Linked DNA regions of Homo sapiens: region 2 is linked to region 1. A link is an interaction called in ENCODE POLR2A ChIA-PET data of the cell type or tissue named here. Cell type or tissue: OCI-LY7. All regions are shown on one strand.

Region 1 (8,000 bases):
CATTGCACTAACCGATCCTCTGGCTTCACAAATTGCTCATGATAAAGAAATCACTCTTGACCCCACTCTACTTTCACATCCTAATGAGCCACAAGGGGCCAAAGACGTGATGAGACATGATTTCTCACTTTGGAACGGGGCTAAATGCGTGATAAGACATGATTTCTCACTTTGGAACGGGGCTAAATGGTGCAAATCTCGCCTTTCATCAGCAGACATCTGCAGAGGGGCCCCTGCGTGCTGGATCCAAGCCGAGTGCTGCAAGGACCAGAGAAACCCCAGCACGGCAGCTGCCTGTGTGGGCTCCCAGGCCAGCTCAGGAGCCCGATGTGGGCCATGAACACTTACGTCATAAAGCACAGGTTAAATGGATGCTTAATATCCTACAGAAGCAGGGACAGTGCACACGTGTCTCATGGCCCAACTGAGAGTACAAACTGAAGACATTACAGAAAAGGGGCCGAAGTCCTGAGCTCGGAGGACCCTGACGGTGTCCCTCTCAGAGGAAGGAGAGCTGGGGCTGAGCTCGGAGGGAGGGGAGAATTCATGTGAGCAGGAGAGGGTGGGAAGAGAGGAAAGAGAATACACACATGCCTTCTTCAACTTTAAACACCCTTTATCATCTTGCTTCTGGCTTGCTTTACATTTGGGAAGCCAACAAAACTTTTGTTCAAGAGAAATGGGGTGGATCAGCAAGAGGAACACGTGGCAGGAAACCAGGGTCCCTCCAGGAGACCTCGGCCTCAGGCCCACGTGGCCGCTGGGCACTGACCCGGGGAAAAAGGATGGGGCCGTCCAAGCAGACTGGGCGTCTCACCTTGGTGAGTTTCCTCATCAATAAGCAGGTAAATAAAGACAGAAGTACAGGCACACAGTTAACAACCAGAGGAAGAAGCCAACTACAAACAAAACTAACACAAGTAAAGTCTTGGCATCAACACTTCAAAAAATGTCTTCAATGTTAAAAGAAATATAAACAGAATCACCAAGAATAAATGTCTGCATATGAAAACATCCCATTCTTTTAAAAACACCATAAATGGTTCACACTGAAAACAGAAAATATCCAAGCTGAACTCTAGCTCATAAAATCTACCTGGTATATACATACAATACCCTGGTCTTCATAAATGAGTATAAATCATTTTTTCTCTACTTGATCCTACACTGTCATCTTACAGTATGTGTCATTTTTAAAAAGGTAAGGTTCTTCATGTTAGAAGCTTAGTGAAGGCATGAGAATACTTCTTAAAACTTTTTTTTTGTTAATAGTGAGAAATAGTTTTGTTTCCTGCAGGTGCTCTGCTTAAATACACAAAATGAAAAATGAAACACCGAAATTTTTACATTAGAAAGAGTTCTGTTTCTTTTTTTCAGGGGAAGGGAGAAACCTTTCATTGCTCAATATTAGTTTCTCAGCAACTACAAACAATATCAGGTTTCTGATTTGAAAAATCACTGTCTTTGCAATAGGAGTTTTCACCAGCCCTCAAACCTGGAGCCATCAGTAGACGCTGAAGACACCGCTCCCACCCGTCCCCACAAATAAGGAAACACTTTTCAGCACACAGGGGCAACTCCCTGACAAAGTCCTGAGCACAGAAACAGGCGAAGGAGGATTTTGCTTTTTCCTCTTAAACAGGTCTGGGCTTACTTTCTATTGAAATTAATATATGCGGCAATGATTTTCCGCCATTTTACTAGCATCATGTGCTCCGAAGTTTTGATACCAAAAGTGTAGTCCTGAAGGGCTATGGCTGGCAGGAAGACCCTTGCCTCTGTAGTGAGAAGGCCTTGGTTCCAGCCCTGGCCCTGCCACTTGCTGACAGATGATGTGAGAACCAGCCTGGTTAAGCCATAGAGGCACTAAATAACACCATCCACCTTGCTGGACTCAGAGTTCTCAGAGGAAGTCATGTCCTGGCATTCTCCACCAGCTGGAATGCCAGGGATCACATTTTCTGAATTCTTAGGCATCGCCAAAGGCCCAGTCAAATGTCTCCAGATTCAACGGCAGAAGAAGGATCTCATTCTCTGGGCTTCCACAGGCTCTGTTCCTATGGGATTTGCCACCTGCTCCAAGCCACAGCTCTTCTCTCACTGTCACCAATATTTATAAAGCAGCTACAACGCGTATCTTGTGCATACACCAAAGGCTCTGCCAGGGAAGATCTTGGGATGAACTCACTTCTGTTACCCACAGTACCTGTCCCAAGACCTGGAACATAGGAGGAGCTCAAGAAATGAATAAATCAGTAACCCTTTGTCTTCAAAGGGAAGAACTTTCTGGAAAGGGACGGGATGTGTGAAGAGGGTATTTGCAGCAAATAACAGCAAAAATCTTGCTAATTAAAAGGAAAGAAGAGCAAAGCTCTGTGCTGGTGATGGCATGGCAGGGAAAGGCACTTTCATACATTGCTAGTACAAGCACAAATAGCACAACCTTTTTCAAAGGTGATCTGGTAAGATCTACCGATACCACTAAGGATATCAGAAACATCAGTCGTGCTAGGAGAGAACAGAGGCAGTGGGGCATGCTGGGAAAATCCCCAGTCTGGGAGAGGAGTCCCGGCTTCCCATCAAGCTACCCAGACAGCCATGGGAATCCCAGGCAAGTCCTTTCCTGTCTCCCAACGTCCAGGTTTTTGTCCACCCAATGATAGAGTTAGGCTTGCTGATCTCTAGACCCTGTTTAGCTGGGATTTCTGTCTCCGACAGAGAGCAGTGGGGCATAGAAACGGGTCAGAGCTCCTCAGAATCTCAGATGTGAATTTAGGGCTTACTAGAGAGCTTGAAGGTCCCCAGGTTTCTATTACGTTTCTAAGATCTTCATTCTGGAAGGTCTACCCCTTAGCTACTCTTCTGAAGAGGTAGTAATTGGAGACATAGGCCTTTTTCCCTTGGCTGACCACCTCACCCATCATGGTCCAGTGGATAAACACATCTTCTCTCATCCACCCAAGACGCATCAGAGACCACCCAGCCACTCCCTGACCAGAGGCAAGGCACAGCCACTCTGAAGGCCTGATAACAGTACCTTCTATTTTCTTTTTCCAGCCAGGCTGCTAGGAAGAGTACAAGATGCTATGAATGCTATTTTGGGAAACCCCAACCCCCAACAAATTACCCAAATAATGGGGTCCAATCTAATCCAACCAAAAGCAACCAAGTCACAAGTTCCTTAGTTCCTTCCTAAGTAAAAATGGGAGCCTCCTTACTTACATCCCCTGGATTTCACAGGACATGTTCCATGGGGGTCTCAGTAGGAGGCACATCACATAAGCAAGCACATACAATGTCTCCCGGCTCACAAAGGCTGATACATGTCTGCACAATAGGGCTCTCAAGCCTTTATTCCGACAACACAACTGTGAACCTTCCAGAGGGGAATAAAGTGTGCTAAGTTTTCTAAACTTGCATGGCCACATCCAACAATATGAATACCCTCTCTCACTTAGTCTCCATCACAATAAAGGCAGAACTAGAGTTTCCAAAAGCCCTTTGTAACTGATGCTAAGTAACCCAGAGCTTTAAACTCATTGAGATGTTTGTTGGAAATGACCCAAAGAAGTATCCACAGTGTAGTGCCCAATACGTCGCTTCACAGCAGCAGGGCTCGCAGGACACCTGCATGGATGTAGCAGGACCAAAACCCTTCCATTTTAGACAGTAGCTACCTTCCCACTTCCTACCAAGCCCCAGCCTGGGGCTGCCCAGAGAAGCCAGCGGCCATTCAATAAATACGTATGGTTTTGAAGATCTCGGGAAATAAATGAGGCCCAGCTCTCTCCTCTCCCACCATTTATCACCCTCACTTAGGGGCTCTCACCAGCCAGGGGTCAGCTCACTGCATTTGCTTGACCTCGCACAGTCTCCCCGCTCACCTTCATTCCCTGCCCCATTTCTCTCCCGGGATCAGGGCTGGCAAAACAAGGAGCTGCTGAAGCACCAAACCCGTCCGCTAATTCCCCACCGACTCCAAACACATCATTTCCCTGACTCATCTCAGGCTGCGTGAGGACACAGCTTATGGATCTGGATTTGAAACTCAAGACAGAAGACTGCCTTTGTGCCCCAGGCAGACAGCTAAACAAAGATTTGGAACTTCTGAGACTATAACTTAATGTGGGCACCACCAATTCAAATAACTTTTGGCCCCTCACTTTTCCCCACTGTGCAATCAGAGGCTATTGTTTTAATTTTTAAAATAAGAATATATCATGAATTACTTGTGAAATTAAAGATTGATAAAATGCTAAGAGGGGCAATACTAATACATTATGCTACAAAACAGTGGCATAACAATAAATATAAAATCACATGGAAGTACTTATTATGAAGCTAAGATAATAATAGCACCCGGAGACTACAATAGGGTGTCTCCAAGTAAAAGCTGTCCCAGTGAAGAAAAGGGGTAGCACTTCTCTCTCTCTTTTTTTAAAGGCAGAATTTGTCCTTACAGACTGAGCTACACAGGGAATAAAAAGAATGTGTAGTGTGTTGTGTCGGGAACACAGTTTGCCCACAGCTCTGAGGTTTTACACAATCAGCGGGCTCTTTATACCTGGGTTACAAACCCACCTGCTTTACTCGCTAGCCTGTGGTTTCCCAAGTGATAAGGGCTGGAGCTCTTTGATTTCTAACCCTGGCAGATCTCCTATCTACACAGAAGTTACAATGTGAGCAGATTTAAGGGTCATGTGCACACATGACAGTGTGTTCCATTTAATGGAGTATGAAGCAGGGAGGCAGGCCTGGGGCTGAGGGTGGAGAGGGCATCTCTGCAATTTATTAAAATAAAGGAAACCTCAAGCCTCATCTTGTGATTTAAGAGGAAGTCAATCATGACCAGTTTGCAGTTTAACTTAGCATCTTGGCCATAGCTTGGCTGTATTTTAAATACAAACTATTGTTGACAGATTAAAAAATGGAGTGGTTATTTTCAAAGGAACTGTTAGGCTCCAAAAAAATGTTTTGTTGTTGTTGTTATTTCCAATAAAATCATGCTGGAACACAAATTACAGCACCTTAGCAAAAAAAAAAAAAAAATTATGAGCTAAACAATACAAGGAAGTAGGAGCTCGGAGATCTGGAGAAATTAATTGAGGTTTGTTCACCACCTATGATTCTCTGGTACTACAATGTTTAGTAGAATCATTTATTATTCTACATTCTCATCAATTTTAGCTTACTTTATACTAACTAAAATCTGGCAGCCCTAATGGCTAAAGAAAATAGATACATTTGAAATAAAAAACATTACCTACTCTTGCCTAATATAAATTTAAATGAAAACAGCCTGAACCAGGATTCTTTCTTTCAGAACAAGCCACCCCTCCCTTTCCAACACCCCACCCTAAAATAGAAAAACACATACACATCACAACCACACAGCATTATTTTCTAAAAGGAGGTAACTCGGGCTCTGTCAAGGCTAATAAACATAAATAGATTTTACCTCTAGCCAACAGCTCAAACCGTCCATTAGGGTAAATTTAAAGATGTTTTTGGAATCAGTGCACAAGCAGACACACCCTGTTTACCCCGAAAACCTAAAACACAACAGCTTCTACACCGAGAGTCTCCACATTAGAGCGGCCCTGGGAACCCTCCAGGACGATTCACCTTCTGTTTTCTGTGACCCCTGAATGCCAGTGGTAGCTATTTGAGTTTAAATGGGACAAAATCAGGAAATGAGCAGGCTGAAGTTTTTTGGATTTTAAAACCAGAGATAATTCTGAAAGGAATGAAAATGGGGTTTAAATGTCCTTAAGGTCCAGAGGGAAATGCAGCCTCAGCTTATTCCTAGGCATTTAGCCACGAAAGCCAAAGTGGCAATGCAGCAGGAGTGTGATCAGAAAAAGCACACACCCTCGCGCCACGCTACAGACAGCGTGTTAACATCAACACGGCCTGAACACAATGGGAATGCCGCCAGAGATCACAGGAGTACGTTCGCATTGGAGAGAACCTGGTTGCCTTCATTAACGTCGTAGGTACTCCCACGGAATACAAATGAGGACACCCACACACGCCCCACGGTGCTCTCTTACCTCCAACATAGGCCTGGCACTATCGTGGACAGACAGAATATGTGTCACCTTGTTCTTGCTCAATTGTTCCGCGTCTCTGGCATCTGTCAGAGAAGAAAGGGGATGGACATTTTGATATCTTTGCAAGTTAATTACTCCTAAAGTCTAGCCAGAAAAAAAAAAAAACCCACAAAATGACTTGCATATTTCTTTCCTGAAACTTCATAACTGACCATACATGTAGGAAACTTAGGGCTACTGCTTTCATATATTTTGCCTAACTTTATTTCTTTTGTTTTTTTTTGAGACGGAGTCTCACTCTGTCGCCCAGGCTGGAGTGCAGTGGCGCCATCTCGGCTCACTGCAAGCTCCGCCTCCCGGGTTCACACAATTCTCCTGCCTCAGCTTCCCGAGTAGCTGGGACTACAGGCGCCCGCCACCACGCCCGGCTAATTTTTTGTATTTTTAGGAGAGACGGGGTTTCACCGTGTTAGCCAGGATGGTCTCGATCTCCTGACCTCGTGAGCCGCCCGCCTCGGCCTCCCAAAGTGCTGGGATTACAGGCGTGAGCCACCGCGCCCGGCCTTGCCTAACTTTATTTCTGATTGTCTCATCTTTTGACCCAGAGTGAGAAAGAAAAAAACTTTCTATGAGGAAGAAGAGTCCCTTTAAATGATCAGGTGCAGAAAGGCCTCTGTAATATAACAGCAGTCTCCTCTCCCTCCCCCTTGAGCTAAATGGTTACCTTGAAGCCATCTGCTATGTGGTCCCTAGACTGATGCCAAGTAGACATAAAATGCCATACATCATAGTTCAATATCGTATAGCCAGGCACTAACCAATGTTATTTCTATAAACCAATGAGAATTCCTGCTGAACAATTTTTTGTAATTGCCACTCTCCTGATTCGTCTTTTTTTCTTTAAAAACTTGAGCCCCTATTTTACTCTCCGGGGCACTCCCCAAGGCAACCTGAAAGTGTGTTTCAGGCTACAGTCCTCAAGCTTGGCCCAAATAAACCCTCTGTATTAATTTTGCCTCAGCTTCTTCCTTTTAGGCAACAAAAGTGTTAATCTAGAAATTGAAATGCACTTAGATTAATAAACATTGTAATCATGATGGATTACATGGATTACATCATCAAGAAGGTAAATTTACGAGACCATTTTGTAGTTAGCATTTGTAAGAGATGACCTTAGGTCAGTCTTTCTGCATGAGACACATAATATTAGGGATATTTAAAATATTTTTTTAATTCAATGGCCTCTTAATGATGAGAATTCTTAAAAAGCTAAATACAAAACCATTAACTCTAGAAGACAAAGGAAACTGCCCATTACTTCTTTCCCCAGACGTCAAAAGCAGGGACAGTTCTGGATTCAGACAGGACTGTGGTTTACATCATCTATATTCACTTTAAAGCACAATTAAAAAATGAAACTTTTTCTGGAAATTCCAAACAGAACTGTCTATCAGCTATCAGTTGGCTATTAAATTATCTCCATATGAAACTAAGAAGATAACAAAATTATATTCCCTTCCAATGTCCCTACCTGCAAAAAGAAGACCAAATGGTGTGATCCCCTGAAGTGGAACCCTTCTACTAATCTACAAAACAGGGGGCCAGCAGGAAATGAGGAGGTCCACTTCCCTACACCCCCATCCCAGCCTGGCTGAACTTTCCTAAATGATACAGGAGAAATGGATCAGAAGGCAAATGTTTAGGCCGGGCATGGTGACTGACACCTGTAATCCCGGAACTTTGGGAGGCCGCGACGGGCCAATCACCTGAGGTCAGGAGTGTGAGACCAGCCTGGTCACCACGGCGAAACCACATCTCTACTAAAATTACAAAAATTAGCTGGGCGTGGTGGTGTGCACCTGTAAACCCCACTACTCAGGAGGCTGAGGTAGGAGAATCGCTTGAACCCAGGAGGCGGAGGTTGCAGTGAGCCGAGATCGCCCCACT
Region 2 (8,000 bases), 63 kb before region 1:
TGATTTCTTTCAACCCAGTAGCTTTTGTGAGGCACAGAACCAAGGTACTGAGGAAGACACAAGGATGGCTAGGACACGGAGCCACTGTGAGGGGACATGCACAGTCCCTTGCCTGGCACTGGGGGCACGCCAGCTCACTCGGGGACAGTGTCATCCTCCAGGGCAGTAGAAGGTGGAATGAAAGACAATGATGACAAAATGGTAAGGGGGAGGAGGCAGCTGGCATCGTGAAGAAGGTGGCGTTTCACCTGAACTTTGAAGTCATGAGATTTCAATCCACAGAAGCAGGAATTCTAGGCGGAGAGCCCAGCCTGGCAGTAACTCCTCCCGTGTGACAGTGGAACAGCAGGTAGTCTGGGCTGGGGGCGGGACCCAGGGCGTAGAGGCCAGAAAGGAGGTTTGAAGCCCATCCAGGAAGACCGTGGGGAGGGAGCCCCAACGCCAGCGAAGGAGTCCATACTCCACGGGCAGGTCACTGGCCCTTCAACGTCACTGGATGTCAGAATCACTTGCAAGCCCCAACCAGCTGTCTGGCTTCAGCCAATGGACCCAGGAATCTGCATTTCCATCAGACAGCTGTGAGATTTTCATTTATGGGGTCTGAGAACCGCAGTCTTTGAACCACACAGCTGGAGAAAAGGGAGGCTGAAGGAGGCACATCAGACATTTTGTGCCAGGGGTTCCAGGCTGGACTGGAGGCGCAAGAGAGCCCCAGTGGAAGGACTGGATGCTGCTGGGCCAGGGTGGCCCTGGGGATCCGGGAGGGTGCTGCCCAGGAGGGCTGTCTTTGAACACCCCGGGAGGCAGGACCCCAGAGATGCTGAGTACCAGGGGCCGTGGCGCCATCATCGGGGACAGGAAACCGTGACCGAGGAGTGGCATTTGGGATGGAAGGTAGCAAGTCTGGCTGAGAACTGGCTTTGCAGCACCAGAGGGATGTTCTGGAGGACTGTCCCGTAAAAACCAGCTGGAAGTTCACTCCCAAAGCGGGCTAGGTAGGTGGACCCGGCCTGGGTGTGCGAATATGGCACTCATGGGCAGACACACAGGGAAAAGAGGGCTCGTGACCTGTGCAGAATGCCGGGGACATTGAGGTTAACAGCAGGCTTCTCTATTTCCGGCCCCAGGCGTCTCAGGTTAGGGCCAAGGGGAGGTCAGGAGGAACCAGGTTTCCTCTGACCGTAGCGCTGATCACTTCCCTGCAGGCAGGTTTTCTTCAGCACAGCTTTGGCGTGGCCCTGGGGGGGAACAGCGAGGTAACTTCCTGTCCAGGCTGCCGGGCTCTGGAAGTGCCGCAGGTGTCCACGCCTGTTGGGCAGACGCACGTGGGGAGCGGCCCTGGGAGGAGCACGGTGACCAGGGCAGGGGGTGTGCGGGTGGAGGGGCGGGATTGCCGGGCCCTTCCTATGAGCACAGCCACTGCAGGGAGGATTCTTCTCCAAAACTGGTTTTGAAACATTAAGCCACATGCTAGGAGGAGGGAGCCTCGAGGGGGTGGCTCAGCCTGGCACCTGTTTACACACTGAGGCCCTCAAGGAGGTCAGAGGACTCCACATAGGAGTCACATCAGACTGGCAGTGACAAGCTGCAGAGGGGTCAACCTCGTGTCTGGTCTGCGGCTGACTTGGTGGGATTCTCTGCACCAGCCTCTAATTTTTCACAGAACCCAGTGGGGAGGTGAAGCAGGCACTGTGATTCCATTTAGAGAGGAACACATGGAGGGGGACGGGTTGGTAGAATTGCTCGAAGCCAACAGGAGCTGCTGGGGAGTGAGGACGGCCTCTGACACACGTCTCACTAAGGAACGAGCCCAGTGCGATCAATATTGAAAACATTTTCAGCCTCAGTAATAATCCCTGTTGGATGACTGCCTGCTCCCTGGCTGCATCTCAGGGAGGTCCCCGGTGTCCCAGGCACTCCCACACCTCAGGTGCCTTCGCTTCTCCCACAGTGCCTCTCTTCCTGTGCTGGCCAACCTCTGCCTCTCTTCTGCGGTGTTTGTCTCTGTGAGTGCCACGTGGGCTGGGGCCTCGTCTCTCTTGCTCTCTGAGACTGCCGGTGCTACAACTGTGTTCCCACGTGTTAGATTTCCACATAAAATCTTTTCGAATAAATGAATAAAGGAGTGAATGATTACTAAAAAGAAAAAGCAAATTCACAGCCATTTAAACGAGAGCACACAAGACAATAACCGTGCAGCTGAAATGCGCGTGCTTCCTTCTGGAGAGCGATGGGACCACTCTTTTGCAAAGATGTCCATCTCAGCATTGGTTACCGTAAAACTTAGAAATATTTTAAGTATCTAGACACGGGGGAGCAGTTAAGTACGCAGTGGTACATCTACACACTTAGGAAAACTATATGAAAATGTTGGTTAATTTGGGGAAAATGCTTATGATATGAGGTTAAGGGAAGAAAGCATACGCAAAATTGCATGCATGATAGGATCTTAACTCTGAGAAAACTCCGCAAGCCTCGGGGAAATCCCCAACATGTTACCAACATAGGTGGTGGGGTCACACGTTCTCGGTATAAATTGTTCTGGTCTCAGTTTTTTCCCCGAATTTTATACTTTTGGGGGGATACACATGTATTATTAGCAAAACCATACAGATATTTTCTTAAGAACAGAAACACACATCAGGATTGACGAATCATGTTGATTTATGTCAAACCCCAGGACAATATCTCCTGACCTTAACTTTTTTTCAATCCCTCCCTCTACGCCAGTCTTCCATCCTCCTCCTTTGCATTGTAAAATGTATTCCTTAAACGCATCTTGATGCTGTTTACTTATTTTCACATTGATGCCTTTTTTGTTGTTGTTTGTTTGTTTTTTTGAGACAGAGTCTCGCCCTGTTGCCCAGGCTGGAGTGCGATGGCACAGTCTCGGCTCACTGCAACCTCAAGCGATTCTCCCGCCTCAGCTACCCAAGTAGCTCGGATTACAGGCACGCACGACCACGCCCAGCTAATTTTTTGTATCTTTAGTAGAGATGAGGTTTCACCATTTTGGCCAGGCTGGTCTCGAACTCCTGACCTCGTGATCTGCCCACCTCGGCCTCCCAAGATGCCTTTTTCTTAATTGCTTGAAATGTGGCTTTGGTTGAAGCTCTCAGCAGGAAAACACAGAACCCCAATGTCAAAAATTTGAAGATGATATTCTGGGCTAGATGTTTTTGGGAAATACAAAGATATACGACAGCATGGTTCCTCCCCTCAATAAATTTTCAGTTGAGTAGCTCTAGTTCGGTCTTTACCTTGGAGGAACTACTTTTACCAAAACCACCAGTGACATTTTCCTGGCAAAAATCCAATGGCCTCATCCCTTTTCTGAGCCTCTGGGCCTCTCGGCCTTCTGCAATGTGACAGTCCCCTCCTTCAAGTCGCCTCCCCAGTGTGGGCTTTGGGGGTGTTCCGCACACACAGTCAGACTGCTTATGACCCGCTGGGTATCTAACTGAACTCCTCTCCTCCTTCTCAGAATCTCTAGGCTCCACCATGACATTAATCAACCCCAATTATCTGACCAAAACCCTGAAAAATCTTTATCATGACACCAGTTGTTCTCCTAACCTTGGGCCCGGTGGCCTAGTTGCCCTCTTCAGCCCAAAAAAGATAAATAACAGAAAACAAACCTCACTGCTGCCTCTCACGTTCAGCCTATTCCCATTTTCTAATGATTCAAGTCTATGTCTTTAGCAGAAACAGGCAAGCCCCCATCCCAGCTCTAATTAAACCACAGCTTCCTCTTCCTGGATGGGGCCTCTCTGACCCACTCACCTGTAGTGGGCTGCGCAAAGTTGTAGCTCAGAATACATGTAGTATCTATGGGCACTTAAAATACGTATTTCCTAACCAAATGGAAATTTTTTTGTAATGTAATTAGCATCTAAAGACAGCATAATATAATTATATCAGCTACTCACTTTGGTCAGAAAATCTTCCTTTTTATCTATTTTAATTGAAAAGTAAACATTGTATATATTTATGGTGTACAATATGTTTATATATATACACACACATTGTGGAAAGGCTACATCAAACATGTATATATAACCTCGCCTTTTTTGTGCACTGAGAATACTTAAAATCTACTCTTCTAGCTACTTTCAAGTATACAATTCACTGTTATTAAATATAGTCACCATGCTGTACAATGGCCCTCTTGAACTAATTCCTCCCATCTAACTAAGATTTTGTATCCTTACACCAGCATCCCCCTAAGCCCCTCACCCCTGCCCCGGTACCCACCATTGTGCTACCTACTTCTATGAGTTGGACGTTTTCAGATTCCACATGTGACTGAGATCATGTGGTATTTGTCTCTCTGTGCCTGGCTTATTTCACTTAGAATCATGTCCTCCAGGTTCATCCACATTGTCACAAATGACAGGACTTCTTTCTTCTTTAAGGCTGAATCTTATCCCATGGTGTACGTCCACCACACTTTATCCGTGTGTCCACTGATGGGACACCAAGACTGATTTTGGATCTGGGCTATTGTGAGCATGGGAGGGCAGACATCTCTTCAATATATTGATTTCAATATTTTTTGGATATATACCCAGTAGTGAGGTTGCTGGATTATATAGTAGCTCCATTTTTAATCTTCTGAGGAACTTCCACACTGTTTTCCATAATGGCTATACGAATTTACCTTCTGACCCACAGTGTACCAGGGTTCTCTTTTCTTTGATGGACATGCTTTTTGATCTTTGATTTGTGCATTTCTCCTGTAATCTCTTATTTTCTCTTCTATTTCTTAATTATGTTTAATAGAACTTAAAATAGTGTTGTGCACAAAGTAAGCTACCCATCCGGCAAAAGAGAGTTTAGACAGTTTTTCAAATAAGGCTGATTTGTAAAAACCTGCTATTAAATACAGATAAGAAATGTTGGTCTGCACTACTCTAACTATCCATCGACACTGGCCAGACTCAGCGGCCTTTTCCCTCTCCACCTCACTCGGCCCCTTCAGCGACCTCACTGCTATTGCACATTTTACATGGTTCTCAAGCTTTCCACATGATGCTTGAGTGCTGCCAGGGTTTAAAAGTGTCTTTTTTTTTTTTTTTTTTTTTTTTTTTTTAGATGGAATCTTGCTCTGTCACCAGGCTGGAGGCTGGAGTGCAGTGGCACGATCTCGGCTCACTGCAACCTCCACCTCCCGGATTCAAGCAATTCTCCTGCCTCAGCCTCCTGAGTAGCTGGGACTACAGGCACATGCTACCATGCCCAGCTAATTTTTGTATTTTTAGTAAAGACGGGGTTTCACCATGTTGGCCAGGATGGTCTTGATCTCTTGACCTCATGATCCGCCTGCCTCGGCCTCCCAAAGTGCTGGGATTACACGTGTGAGCCTCCATGCCTGGCTAAAAGTGTGTTTTCATCCCAAGTCCTTTCACTTTATTCCACAGGGGAGTAGATCAGTAGAGTCTTCTTAACGGTTTGTCCAAGAGCTGCCCCATCTCTCATGCTCCTGACACTTTGGCAGTACTGGTCACTCACTTTGTGGATTGCCTCTCTGTTGGGTGTGTCTGATGTTTCCTCCGGTTGCACTGAGGTTAGTGAATGTTTGGCAGGAATGCCACCGACGGGCATGTGTCCTCCTCACTGCCACGTGTCTGGGGGATGTGATGTCCGTGGTCCTAGGAGTGGTGCTGTTTCCCTGGATCACTTGGTTAAGGTGGTGTTTGCAGGATTTCTCCATCAGCTGCGACAATGAGAATGTCCGGCTTCTCCTCAAAGCCTTGCCCAGTGGTTGCAGTGTCCACCCATGGCTCTTGCTGACAGCAGTTGCTGCTGTAAAGTTTGCCTAGTGATGATTTTGTATTTTTCTCATTCCTTCCACAATCATTAACCTGGGTTCTTCTATAAGGAAGAACCGTCTCTTCTCTGTTGTTTATTATTTATTCAATTATTTATTTACATCAATCTGGACTTAGGGATATTTATTTTTATTCCATGGATTAGAATCCATTATTCTCATTTTTTATTTTGTTGCTCAAATTGCTCCACTTTTGGCCACTGGAAGCTCCTTCAGGTTAGTCATGTGGCTTCTTGTCATACCCCTTTCTTTTTCAAGCACCTCTTCATTTTCTGGCCCCATAAGATGTCTGAGGCTCCTCTGGTATTTTCCCTGCTCCAGGCCGGGAATCGATCCATGAAACCTATACTCACATATTGTTATCCATTTCACAGTCATTTGTAATCCAAATTTATAAACAGTCAAAAGCCAGGCGGTGAACCGCTCCGGACCCCACGGAGCAGGGGCCACCGAATAGCAACGTGAGAAGCATTCTCGCTGCTGCTGGGCAGCACCACTCAACTCTCCCAGGATAAAGCACTTGAAGAGTCTCTTGTGATTCTTATCACGGGCAAAACATTCTAATTGAACTTTTCAAAACTACAGTTTGAATGACACAAGATGGACCAGAACCCCTTGATTTGCCCTTTTGCATTTGAATCCACTGGAGATGCTGGCCCCTGGCGAGCAGGGAGCTGGCCTCTCTGGTCCTGGCTGTGCCCACTCTACCTGGAGCAGCCCCTGACACGCTAAGGAGCTCACCAGTGTGAGGGCAACGAGCAGAGCTCGGCTCACTTCTGTCCCCCTTGGCGGCCCCTCATCCCTCAGCAGAAGGAGTACTGGTGAGCGGCCAAAGAAGGAATTGGTTGCTTTAAAGCAATTCCAGCTTCTGCCAGCCTGGGGAGCCTAAAACCAGGAATCAAACCTCAGTCCTAATTTTTCTAAAAATAGCTCTTAAGGAAATAAGGTTCAGGAAAGCATAAGTCGCTCTGCAGAGTTGAATTCAGGCTGCTGCAGCGGCCAGGAAGCAGGGACACGCCGTGGGACATGTCAGCCAGTGCGTCACTGGCAAGCTTGGTATGTAACGTGCAATCCTTACATGGATTCTGCAAAACCCACTGGCATGCCTATGCCAAATTTATAAACAGTCAAAAGCCAGGCGGTGAACCGCTCCGGACCCCACGGAGCAGGGGCCACCTGATAGCAACGTGAGAAGCATTCTCGCTGCTGCTGGGCAGCACCACTCAACTCTCCCAGGATAAAGCACTTGAAGAATCTCTTGTGATTCTTATCACGGGCAAAACATTCTAATCGAACTTTTCAAAACTGCAGTTTGAATGACACAAGACGGGCCAGAACCCCTTGATTTGCCCTTTTGCATTGGTAAAGCGAGGCCATTTGTGGCATGGATTCTCAGATTCATGAAATGTGGCATCATAAACTGTAAAGAACAGTCCTTTACACTTTCCAGGACAGGTCAACCTCTTAACAGAGCTGTAAAATGCTGCCAGTCCTGGCTCCTGACTGTCTTTGGGATGTGAGAACAAGGAAGCCAATTGAGTTTTCCTCACCTTTGGGAGGCAGTCATAAAAAAGCAAAGTTTAAAGCCAGCTGCAGAGTTCCAACTCTGATACTGACTGCCCTTCCCTCAGGCACCAGCAGACCTTCCAGCCGCCACCCTCGCCGGGCACACATCCACCACCTTCACTCCATTGTCCTTTATGAAGCACCTGCAATGTGCCATGTTCCCTGCGAGGGCCTGGAGGGGCACAGCAGTGAGCGGTGGGCAAGGCCGATGAATGCGCTCCTCTAGAGGGGTTTGCATTTTCTGTATCAGTCTGGGCTTGTGGGTGTTTATTTTGCTCTGTGGGTTAGAACGTAATACTACATCTTTTTTTCTCAGCTTGCTCCAGCTCTTGCCTTGGGCACTACCTCAGGTGGCACTGGTGGCCCTCCATGGGCCCTGTCCTTTCTCCAGCACATCCGTCTTTTCTGGACGGGGAGATAAAGGACTGAGCCGCAATGACAGTACCGGGGAACCAGCATGTCTGAGCTCCAGGAGCTTTCACCAGGCATGACTTAACCTGAGGTCCATGGAGGGGAGGGAGACAGGCCAGTGGGGTCGGGGTGGAAAGTGCAGAGGGGAGAGGGCATGGCGCCTTTGAGGAAGTGAAAGGAGGATGCAGGCTGC

What was found. ChIA-PET counts read pairs that join two places held together with the same protein. Peaks named below come from ENCODE experiments on the same cell type or tissue, not always from the same donor. Only the 100,000 strongest peaks of a DNase experiment are listed, where the experiment ranks them.
Region 2: POLR2A ChIA-PET joins it to region 1 with 14 read pairs; 4 of 35 experiments call an interaction of 5 or more read pairs at or near these places.

The regions. Positions count from the first base shown.
Region 1 is chr6:310,016-318,015 of GRCh38, reverse strand. DUSP22 (dual specificity phosphatase 22) reads right to left here. Exons shown (of 7, transcript NM_001286555.3): 3 at 6,054-6,136. Among named protein-coding and RNA genes, the nearest start is that of DUSP22, 22 kb to the right of the region's middle. RefSeq lists an enhancer at 1,501-1,810 and silencers at 3,495-3,674, 4,516-4,585, 4,836-4,895. In OCI-LY7, no CTCF peak of the experiment used is centred here; DNase peaks (open chromatin) are centred at 734 and 4,805; H3K4me3 peaks cover 1,398 bases; H3K27ac peaks cover 3,247 bases.
Region 2 is chr6:372,768-380,767 of GRCh38, reverse strand. No RefSeq gene overlaps it. Among named protein-coding and RNA genes, the nearest start is that of IRF4, 15 kb to the left of the region's middle. RefSeq lists enhancers at 1,522-1,751, 880-1,826, 1,852-1,921, 6,576-7,149, 7,983-8,000 and a silencer at 5,548-5,748. In OCI-LY7, no CTCF peak of the experiment used is centred here; a DNase peak (open chromatin) is centred at 3,747; H3K4me3 peaks cover 1,169 bases; H3K27ac peaks cover 1,334 bases.